Regions from separate parts of the Mus musculus genome. Here region 1 is linked to region 2. The links are chromatin contacts, found by POLR2A ChIA-PET in ENCODE. All regions are on one chromosome and are shown on one strand. Each heading gives the region's core, a stretch centred on a gene start or an enhancer-like site at or near the end of the contact. The rest is flanking DNA. Distances are from core to core; before and after follow the strand shown.

The links. ChIA-PET counts read pairs that join two places held with the same protein, here RNA polymerase II (POLR2A).
Region 1: POLR2A ChIA-PET joins it to region 2 with 14 read pairs in embryonic stem cell. The contact joins the promoter of Colgalt1 here to the promoter of Mvb12a in region 2. POLR2A ChIA-PET finds 5 or more read pairs at or near these places in 4 of 5 experiments (Patski and embryonic stem cell).

What each region holds. Positions count from the first base shown.
Region 1 is chr8:71,609,559-71,614,207 of GRCm38, forward strand. It overlaps Colgalt1 (collagen beta(1-O)galactosyltransferase 1), which reads left to right and starts at 1,466. Exons shown (of 12, transcript NM_146211.3): 1 at 1,466-1,886; 2 at 2,526-2,636; 3 at 3,352-3,469. The coding sequence starts at 1,642.
Region 2 is chr8:71,539,150-71,544,223 of GRCm38, forward strand. It overlaps Mvb12a (multivesicular body subunit 12A), which reads left to right and starts at 3,781. Exons shown (of 9, transcript NM_028617.2): 1 at 3,781-3,908; 2 at 3,984-4,082; 3 at 4,238-4,334. The coding sequence starts at 3,825.

The sequences.
Region 1 (4,649 bases), core at 216-2,715, 68 kb after region 2:
AACAAAACAAAAAAGCCTGGAAGAGTTCCCATGGAAACATGATCAGTGTCTCCAGAAAACCTACTCAACTGGGTTCAAATGGGAATCACTCCTTTTACAGAAGGACATTGTGGGTGGTGGTTGTACACACCCTTTCTCATTCTCCCTTCCCCCACCGTGATGTCACTCAATCCTTGGGGCCAGTCAGCGAGTGCAGCTCCCCAGTAAAACTACCCATCTTTAATATAATCGAATCTGGCATAAATTGGCTCATTTCACCAGTGGTGGAGAAATAACCTATCAGGAGATGTCTTGTGGACCCTAGGGTCCTCTAGAGGCTAGGGACCAGAGTAGGAAAATCTATGTGGATTTTACCAGTCTGCTGGCCTGGTGGTATATGCCTGTCCCAGAACACAGGAGAATGAAGCAGAAGTATAGCTGTGAATTTATAGAGTGAGCTTGCCGAGTAAGAACCTGTTTTAAAAACAAACCAGGAGAAATGGGCTAGTGGGATGGTTCTGTAGGTAAAGGTGCTCAGACCTGAGTGGTGTTCTATTTCCAACACCACACAGTGGTTGACAACTATCCGCAACTCCAGTTCTAGAGGAGTTGATGCCCTCTTTTAACCTCCTTGGAGAACAGGGACACACACACACACACACACACACACACGTTATACAGCCGTACATGTAGGCAAAACACTGAAACACAGAAAATGAAAACAACAGTAAGAGCAGGAAGGGGCGCACACAAGCCATTTTTTTTTTTAAGATTTATTTGTTATTATAACAATAGTACACTGTAGCTGTCTTCAGACACACCAGAAGAGGGAGTCAGATCTTGTTACGGATGGTTGTGAGCCACCATGTGGTTGCTGGGATTTGAACTCTGGACCTTCGGAAGAGCAGTCGGGTGCTCTTACCCGCTGAGCCATCTCACCAGCCCCACACAAGCCATTTTTAAGAAGGCCAGAGGGCAATACAATTTGGGGACTGAGGATTCTGGATCCTCAGACATGGTAGCAAGCGATTTTACCCACTGAGCCATTTCGCTGGCTTTTTTTTTTTTTAATGATTTTTCGAGACAGGCTTTCTCTGTGTAGCCCTGGCTGTCCTGGAACTCACTCTGTGGACCAGGCTGGCCATGACCTCAGAAATCCGCCTGCCTCTGCCTCCCAAGTGTTGGGATTAAAGGCGTGGGCCACCACTGCCCGGCTCGATGGCTTCTTAAATGGAGCAACGAACAAACAAAAATAACCATGTCGCAACCTTGGAAACTGAGATGACATGGTTCTAAATAGAAGAAGCTTCTGTAAAGAGCCACCGCGTGAGATTAGAGGGCTCCAAAACAGAACACTCTCAGGGCGTGGTCAAAGAACTGTCTGTGTCTTTAAAGCTCGAGCTAGGGGCGGGGCTTCCGGAACCTCCCCGCAAGTGACGTCTTGTGACCGGGTTATTGCGGTCGGCGGAAAGCAGTGGAAGCTTTTAAAGGCGTAGCCTTGTCATGCCTCTCTCCAGGACTCACAGTATGACCCGCGGGCCACTTCCCTTTAAGGAGCGTGTCAGGGGTGGGACCTGGATGTGTCCTTCCCGCCGCCGACTCCTTTAAGGCGCGGCCCTCGTCCCCCGGCAGAAAAGCTGCTTAAAGGCGACGCGTGGCGCGATGGCGGCGTTGCCACGCGGGTCACGCGGGCTGCCGCTGCTGCCACTGCTCCTACTGCTGCCGCCGCTGGGCGGCCCGCGCGGCGCGGACGGCTACTTTCCAGAGGAGCGCTGGAGCCCCGAGTCCCCGCTACAGGCGCCGCGCGTGCTCATCGCGCTGCTGGCGCGGAACGCGGCACCCGCGCTGCCCGCCACGCTGGGCGCCCTGGAGCAGCTGCGCCACCCACGGGAGCGCACGGCGCTGTGGTGAGCTGCGGGCCCTTGCGCGGTGCACCGGGACTAGGCGGGACTCAAGTCTCTACCGGAGGGAGGTTGCTATGCACTTGGGCTCGGCTGTGCGCTGCGGAGACTCGGTCCTCTTTCTGAGGACCTGAGTTATGTACCCCAGGGATTACGCACTTGAGGGGGCTCGGCTCTATATCCATAGTGCCCGGGCTCGTCCCCACTGCGGCTTGGGACCCCAAGCTGCTGCCTCCTCCCCTCAGGTACTTAGGAATCTGTTCTGATTTGCTGCCAGCCCTCACAGCGAGCTACCATCCTAGAACCTCTGACTCCTTAGAATGGGCCAGGCTGGTGCTTCCAGACCCTTATAGCGAACTCCGGGACTTCCAGATAAGATTCCTGAGGCTCGGGCCAGCATTCCACGCTAACAAAGTTAATGAACTTATCTTTGTGACAGGGTCTCACACCAATGTGCTTTCCAAACCAGCAGGTTCTGTTCAGTTGTGTACTAGTGAGCTGGGTGTCATCTTTACTCCCCTGTCACCGATGGATGGGCAACAGGCTTGGAGTGTAGCGAGTTTTATCCAGGGTGTTATAGCTGATGGGTCTGAGCCAGGTTGGGAAACCCCCAGTGCCATCATCTTGTCCTGTCTGTGCTCACAGGGTGGCCACAGATCACAACACTGACAACACTTCAGCCATACTTCGAGAGTGGCTGGTGGCAGTGAAGGGTTTATACCACTCTGTGGAGTGGCGACCGGCAGAGGAACCCAGGTGAGCCTCAAATCCCCGACTGGAGTACTGAAGCTTGGGAAGGTAGGATCTAGAATGCTCCAGTTCTATCGTCAGCTTCCCCACCAGGTCCCTATCCTCTCAGCAGACCTTTGTCCCGTTGTCCTTCACTCCATTGTGCAACTTTGGACACAGCTGCCACACCTTTGTGGCTGAATTCCTTTGTGTCTGGTGGCTACCTACTGCTGTGTCTAGGGTCTTGCCAGCATCCACTCTCCTGTTTAACTTCCTGATAAGCCTGTCTTACTGTATAGTTCAGACTGAGGCCAGTTGCCAGCCTGTCTTATTGTGTAGTTCAGACTGAGGCAGTTGCCAGCCTCCTGTCTCAGTCTCCTGAGTGCTAGAATCACCCAGCACTACTGCATCAGGCTCAGAACCTGTAGGACAGTGTGCAATAATGTGTGTGCATGCTCACGCTCCTGTTCTCAGAGGCACTACGGTGGCCCCAGGCTCTCCCCAGCCATGCAGAGCTTTCCTTGGGTTTCAGCTTGCCAGTAGCTTTTGTGCCTCTGGACCCTTGCACATGCTGGGCTGGCATTTAGGCCCCTGTGTCCTGTCCCCCTCCCATGCTCCACACAGAGGTCTTCAGATCCACTTGCCTGCCACCTCTGTGAAGTCCTCTATGATCCCCTGTAACTGTGCTCTCTGGGTCCCCACGGTGCCCTATAATGTGCACACCATAGCTATTCCTTTGCAGCTCTTACCCAGACGAAGAAGGCCCCAAACACTGGTCCGATTCCCGCTACGAGCATGTCATGAAACTGCGCCAAGCAGCCTTGAAGTCAGCTAGGGACATGTGGGCTGACTACATTCTGGTGAGTCTCTGAGTTGGGGAATCTTCATTATCCACAGGGAGGATAGAATGGATGGATCTAGGAGCTACCAGTAGTAACCCATTTTTCAGAAAGGTAAACTGAGGATCAGAAAGGAAAGGGGAAGCTAGGTGGTAAGTACACCTTTAATCCCAGCCTTTGGGAGGCAGAAGCAGGTGGACCTCTGAGTTTGAGGCCAGTCTGTTGTACACAGTGAGTTCCAGGGCAGTCAGAACTACACAGAAACCTTGTCTTGAAAAGCCAGGAAGAAAAAAGGAGGGAGGGTTGTGGTTACAACTTTGTGTAGAGTGCTTGCTGAGCATACTTGAGGCCTTGGGTTCCACCTAGGCTCCCAAATAAGAACAAGTGGGCCTTTGTATCCTCTTAGGGCCAGGCACTAGATTGTATCTTTTTAAAATACCTATTTTAAAACAAAGTTATTTATTTGTGTGTGAGGGGCATGCGACTTCAGAGGACAAGCTGTCTTCTTGTCAGAGGACAAGTCACTTCCCTACTTCCACCAGGGGGGTTCTGGGGATTGAATTTTTGTGGCTTACTTTCGAGCAGCAAGGGTCACAAGCTTAGGTGGGCGTTAGTGACAAGTTGCTGCTGAGCCTGACCTCCACTTCCTGTTTCTGGCCTGCAGTGGCCTCTAAGGAGGAAGCAGCTGCAGTGCTCGGAGGTGACCTAGCTCCAGGACTCCTGAGGCAGGAGGATGGAGAATTATATGCCAGTCTGCAAGACTGTCCTGAAACTATGATGGGGCTGGAGAGCTGGCTGTTCTTGCAGAGGACCCAGAATGAGCTCACAACCCTCTGTAACCCAGGCCCTAGGGAAGCTGAAGTCCTTTCTAGCCTGCGCTGGCACGGCAGCCGCATGCTGGTGCTGGCGTGACCACCAGTGCAGTTTAAAGAGATCCTTTCTATTAAAGATGACTTATTTATTGTTTTTATTAATTCATTTATTTATTCTTGTATTTGGAGGCAAAGTTTCTCTATGTAGCCCTGGCTGTCTTGGAACTCCCCATGTAGATTAGCCTGACCTGGAACTCAGAGATCCACCTGCTTTCTGAATTTTAGAATTACAGGTGATAGCCCTCACACCCAGCTAGATTTATTTATTTTAATTTTCTGTTTATGGGTGTTTTGCCTGCATGACAATCTGTGTACCACATGAATGCCTG
Region 2 (5,074 bases), core at 2,531-5,030:
ATCCTTCAAACCTGATTACATCAGTGGGGTGGAACGGTGCAGCTGGAAAGGGACTTTCCTGAGCTGGGAAAAGTAAAAAGAAAAAAGGAAAAATACACTTTCAGAAGCTAGTGCATTTTACAAACTGGTCACAGCTGTCTGGGAACACTTAATTGCTTCTTTCCCAGAGTCCAAGAGTGGGCTTTTTATCACTTCAAGGATATTGGTCCCTGCTTCCTTCAAGGGCAGGAGCCATCTGCACCAGAGAAGCATTGGCTATTAATCAAAGGGAGGGTGAGTCTCGGTGACATGGAGGGTAGGGTATGCTGCTTTTTGTCTGTTCCCAAGGCTGGCATCTGCCCCTCCCCTGGGGAGGTTCTTCAGGGGAAAGGGAGATGTAGACATCCAGCAGCCATGGATGAACTGGGTTTACCTGAAAGCGGGGCTGGAAATTAAAAAGAGATGGGGTGGGGGGAGACAAATGAAGCCAAGCCAAGGTTCTGATCAAGGCTTCAAGTTTAATATTCAGCACTGCGCACGCCTTTAATCCCAGCACTTGGGAGGCAGAGGCAGGTGGATTTCTGAGTTCGAGGCCAACCTGGTCTACAAAGTGAGTTCCAGGACAGCCAGGGCTACACAGAGAAACCCTGTCTCAAAAAACCGAAAAACCAAAAACCAAAAAACAAAACAAAACAAAACAAAAAATTCGGCACTGCATTTATATAGGGAGAGCCCACAGACCCATCCTTTGTTTCAGCTGGATTATGCTGCAAAGTAAGGTCAGTGGGCAGTCTATTCTAAATTCCTCTATAAGTTGTACGTGCAACAAAGGTATATGACTCCACCTAGGTCCTTAAGGTGCATTGTGGCAAACACTCAGGTCTGTTCAGCCTGCTCAAGGCTGGGAAGGGCACAGGGAGTGCTACCATGAAAGGGGAAAGGGGGAATTGCAATATTCTGGTGGTGCCAGGCTGGGCCCTCTTTGTTTGCCCTCTCCAAAGGCCAGAGGCATCTCTGAAGGAGCAGGGAAGGGGTGCTGACTTCTTTAGTGCAGAGGCAGGCTTCCTGTGTCTCTTCATTAACACTGAAGATTAAGGGACATTTGTTTTTCTTCAATAGATCTGGATTTGTTTGTTTTTGATACAGGTCTAATTATATAGCTTTGGCAGGTATGTAGACCAGGCTAGCCTTCAACTCAAAGAGATCCACCTTCTTCTGCCTCTAAAGTGCTGGGATTAAAGGTGTGCATCACCACACCCTGTTTGCTTATGTATTTTTAAAATATTTATTCTTGGACTGGAGAGATGGCTCAGCGGTTAAGAGCACTGACTGCTCTTCCAGAGGTCCTGAGTTCAATTCCCAGCAACCACTTGTTGGCTTACAACCATCTGTAATGGGGTGTGATACCTTCTTCTGACATGCAGGTATACATGCAGATAGAATAACTAAATATTTTTTTTATAAAATTTATTCTTATTTTTTATACTTATTCATTTTTGGGTTTTCCAGGCAGGGTTTCCTGACTGTCCTGGAACTCACTTTGTAAACCAGGCTAACCTTGAACTCATACATCCTCCTGCTCTGTCTCCTAAATGCTGGGATTAAAAGGTATTTAATCTCTGGTCCACCCTGAGGAGGTGTTGTGCACACAGTTTCCATGATGAGCATGATGAGTAAACAGTTTGGAACCAAGGACTGTCTCTTTCATCAAGAACCACAGTGGAGAGAATGGAGAAGCCTTTGTTTACAGAGCTGTGTCTTCTAAGTCTCCCACAGAAGGACTCCTTGTGCTTCCAGACAACTGCTGCTAAGCTAAGGACTTTTGCCAATGAGCTGAGCTCTTCATCACAGGAACATGGACCCGGACACTCTATTCTCTGCTCCTCTGTGACTTCCAATAGTGTCTGGGTGTCCAGCAGTGTGAGAACCTCTGGCCCTGCCTTCCCTCCCCAAAAGCCCGAGGGCCCCCTTCATTGCTGATTCCATGCTGATTCCAGAGGAGACTGGATTCCCAGGAGTCAGGGGACCCAACTTTGGCCTCCTACATCCTACACTGTGATTTCCCACCCCCAGAGCAGTGTATTGTTGCTTCCCTCCAGCCCAGCATCGGATAGCAGCTCAGGGCAAACGCAGTCTAGCATCTCTGTATTCCACCTGCCCAAGAAAAATTTTCACATCCCAACTGTGGGGTTGGGCAAAACTCAGAACCCCAGGATTAGGGTGTATGATGTGAGATTCACAAAGAATCAAAACAAAATTTAAAAATAGTAACAAATACATAAATGAGAATATACCCCAGGGTGTGGGTCGGACCCTGCAGGGGAGTGCTAAAGTAGTACTCGTGGGTGGAAGCTCCACATTCCACCTGCAGGCCCATAGGAAAGAGGGTCCCTCACTCTAAAAGAACCATAAAGCTTACAGAGGCAGGTAGATCTCTGTGAGTTGCAGGCTAGCCTAGTCTACATAGTGAGTTCTAGGCTATCCAGGGCTACCTGAGAGACCCTGCCTCAAAAACCAACCGACCAAAACAAACAAAAATAACCAGAACAACAACGAAACCCCTAGCTTGCTAGTGAACTGGCCTCCAGGGCGATATTATTTGTTATTTAAGTCAACAGCTGCATAGCCACAATGATCTCTTTGGTCAAAATCCTAGAACAGAAAGTGTTTCAAACTTCTTCTTTCTACTCTATTTTTTTCTTTTTTTGGTTCATTTCCTTTTTGCTAGTATTTAAAGTATTTTTTTTGTTTTGTTGGGGTTTGTTTGTTGTCTGTTTGTTTAAAGCAGGGTATCCTGTAGCCCAGGTAGACCTCGAATTCCTGCAATAGAAATGATTAAGGCATCACTTTCTTGTTCTGACTGACTTGTGTCTGCCTAGACACTCTCAGTCTCCCACGCACTAATAGCCACACCTGTCTTGGCAACAGTCTGGGGACTATCCTTGTCCCTGACCATGTCTAGATGTATTAACGACAATGTTTGTGTTAGCTAAAACCTAAACCTAAAATAACTACAGGAAGTGTAAATCATAAATAATTGTCTTGTGTCTGGAAAATACTGCAATCTCTGCAAAAAAGACGGATGTTACAAGGTTACTCAAGACCCTGATAATGATACAATTGTGGTTCTTAAGTGTTTTGCTTTTAAAAATGCTGTACCCCTAAGCTCTGGCTACTCTACATGTGGCTATTATTAAAGGACTCGTGTAGGTTTTTTTGTTTGTTTGTTTGTTTGTTTGGTGTTTTTGGTGTTTTCGAGACAGGGTTTCTCTGTGTAGCCTTGGCTGTCCTGGAACTCACTCTGTAGACCAGGCTGGCCTTGAACTCAGAAATCTGCCTGCCTCTGCCTCCCAAGTGTTGGGATTAAAGGCGTGCGCCACCATGCCCGGCTACTCGTTTAGTTTTAATTGGCTTAATTAGACTGGTTATCAGTCTAACTATCTCGTATGGTTTTTTCACCATCTTGTATGCGCCTCTTTAAGTCCCTGAAATGACAGGCTATATCTACCAGGCCTCCTCTCCAGACCAGTTAAGTTTCCTTGCAGAAGGCAGGAGTCACAGGGTGATGCCGCACAGCATTCTGGGGAATGTAGTCCCGTCCGGAAAGTGAACGCCCCCTCCGCACACTGGGTAGTGATTTAGGGGCGGGAGTTCTAATCTTTTTTCCGCAAACGTATCTTAAGCGTCCAGAGGGCGGGTCTCCACGGTTACTTTGGACTGGTCAGCAGTGCTTGCGCATGCGTACTAGCTGCTTTGCGGAGCACTTTCAAAGGTGTTCTGGGAGTTGTAGTCCGAGGTTCCGGTCCCTCCGAGGGCTGTAGCTGCCTTCTGAGCTCCCAGGAAGGATGGATCCCGGGACGGACTCGGCGCCGCTTGCTGGCTTGGTTTGGTCGTCGGCCTCGGCGCCGCCGCCGCCGGGTTTCAGCGCGGTAAGTGGGAGCGCGCAAGGGTTGCGGGGACGGGCCAGGAAGGGGACGAAGTCCGATGACCTGTGCGTCCCGCAGATCACCTGCACCGTGGAGGGCGGGACGGCCAGCTTCGGCCGAGGCTTCGCGCAGAAAGCCGGCTACTTCCTGTGCCTGAGCACGCTGGGCATCCCGGAGGTGAGCACGGGTGGCCTGAGCCTGAGTTTGCCCCGCCCCTCGCCCTGCCATCCTCGACCCTTCTCCAACTCTCTCCCACCCTTACTGCTCATACCGTTGACCTTTCCCCTCCCCTCTGACTGCCCCCTTCCACCTGCCCCCTCTCGTGCTCCCAGAACCCTCAGGACAATGTGGTAGTGGACATGCAGATCGTGATGGACAAGGGCCCACTGCCGTCAGGCTTCTCTGCAGTCAACGACCCTCAGGATATCAGTAAGATCCGTGGGCACGGGAGAGCGGCAGGCACAGGGAACGGCTGCTAGTGTATGTTTGGAATAGGACTTAGCTGAGCAGGAAGGCACAACCTGTAAATGCAGAGCTCCGGAAGCTGAGGCAGGAGGATGGTGGCGAGTTCAAGGCCAGCCTAGGCTACAGAGTGAGGCCTTTATCTCAACCCACTACTCCAGAATTAAATAGTTGACACATACCTGTCTTAGCATTCAGGCTGAGGCAGCTTTGTATCCAGCCTGGGCTACAGAATGAGACCTTGCCTCAGCTCTTCCTAAGAATTTGAGCATAGTGGGGCATACCTGTCACTACATGAAACCCCGCCCCTAAACAAACAACAACCACCCCAGATGTCTTTGGCATACCCACCCTCTTCCTCACTGCCACTGGTCCCTGCTGCTTGTCCTCTGCTTCTGTGGCGGAGTGAGTCCTCCTGGCCATTCTCTTTTCCTTTCCAGGCTCTTGCACTGCGAGTCCACCTGGAACTGGCTTCCCCTGTTCTCTGCATAGCTCAGCCTCCCCTCTCCCTTCTCCCCTGCCTGACCCAGCTGCCCGCCTCCCCGATGGTGCTTGGTTCTCTCGGTGTCTTTAGTGACCGCTGGCAGGCTGCCGTGCAGAGGGTCAGGTCAGTGTGCAGACAGAGGAGGCGTCCACAAATTCTCCTATCCTCCTTTTGCAGCTGTCTCTTGACTTAGTGTTTAATTGGTTTGGGGGGACAGGGTCTC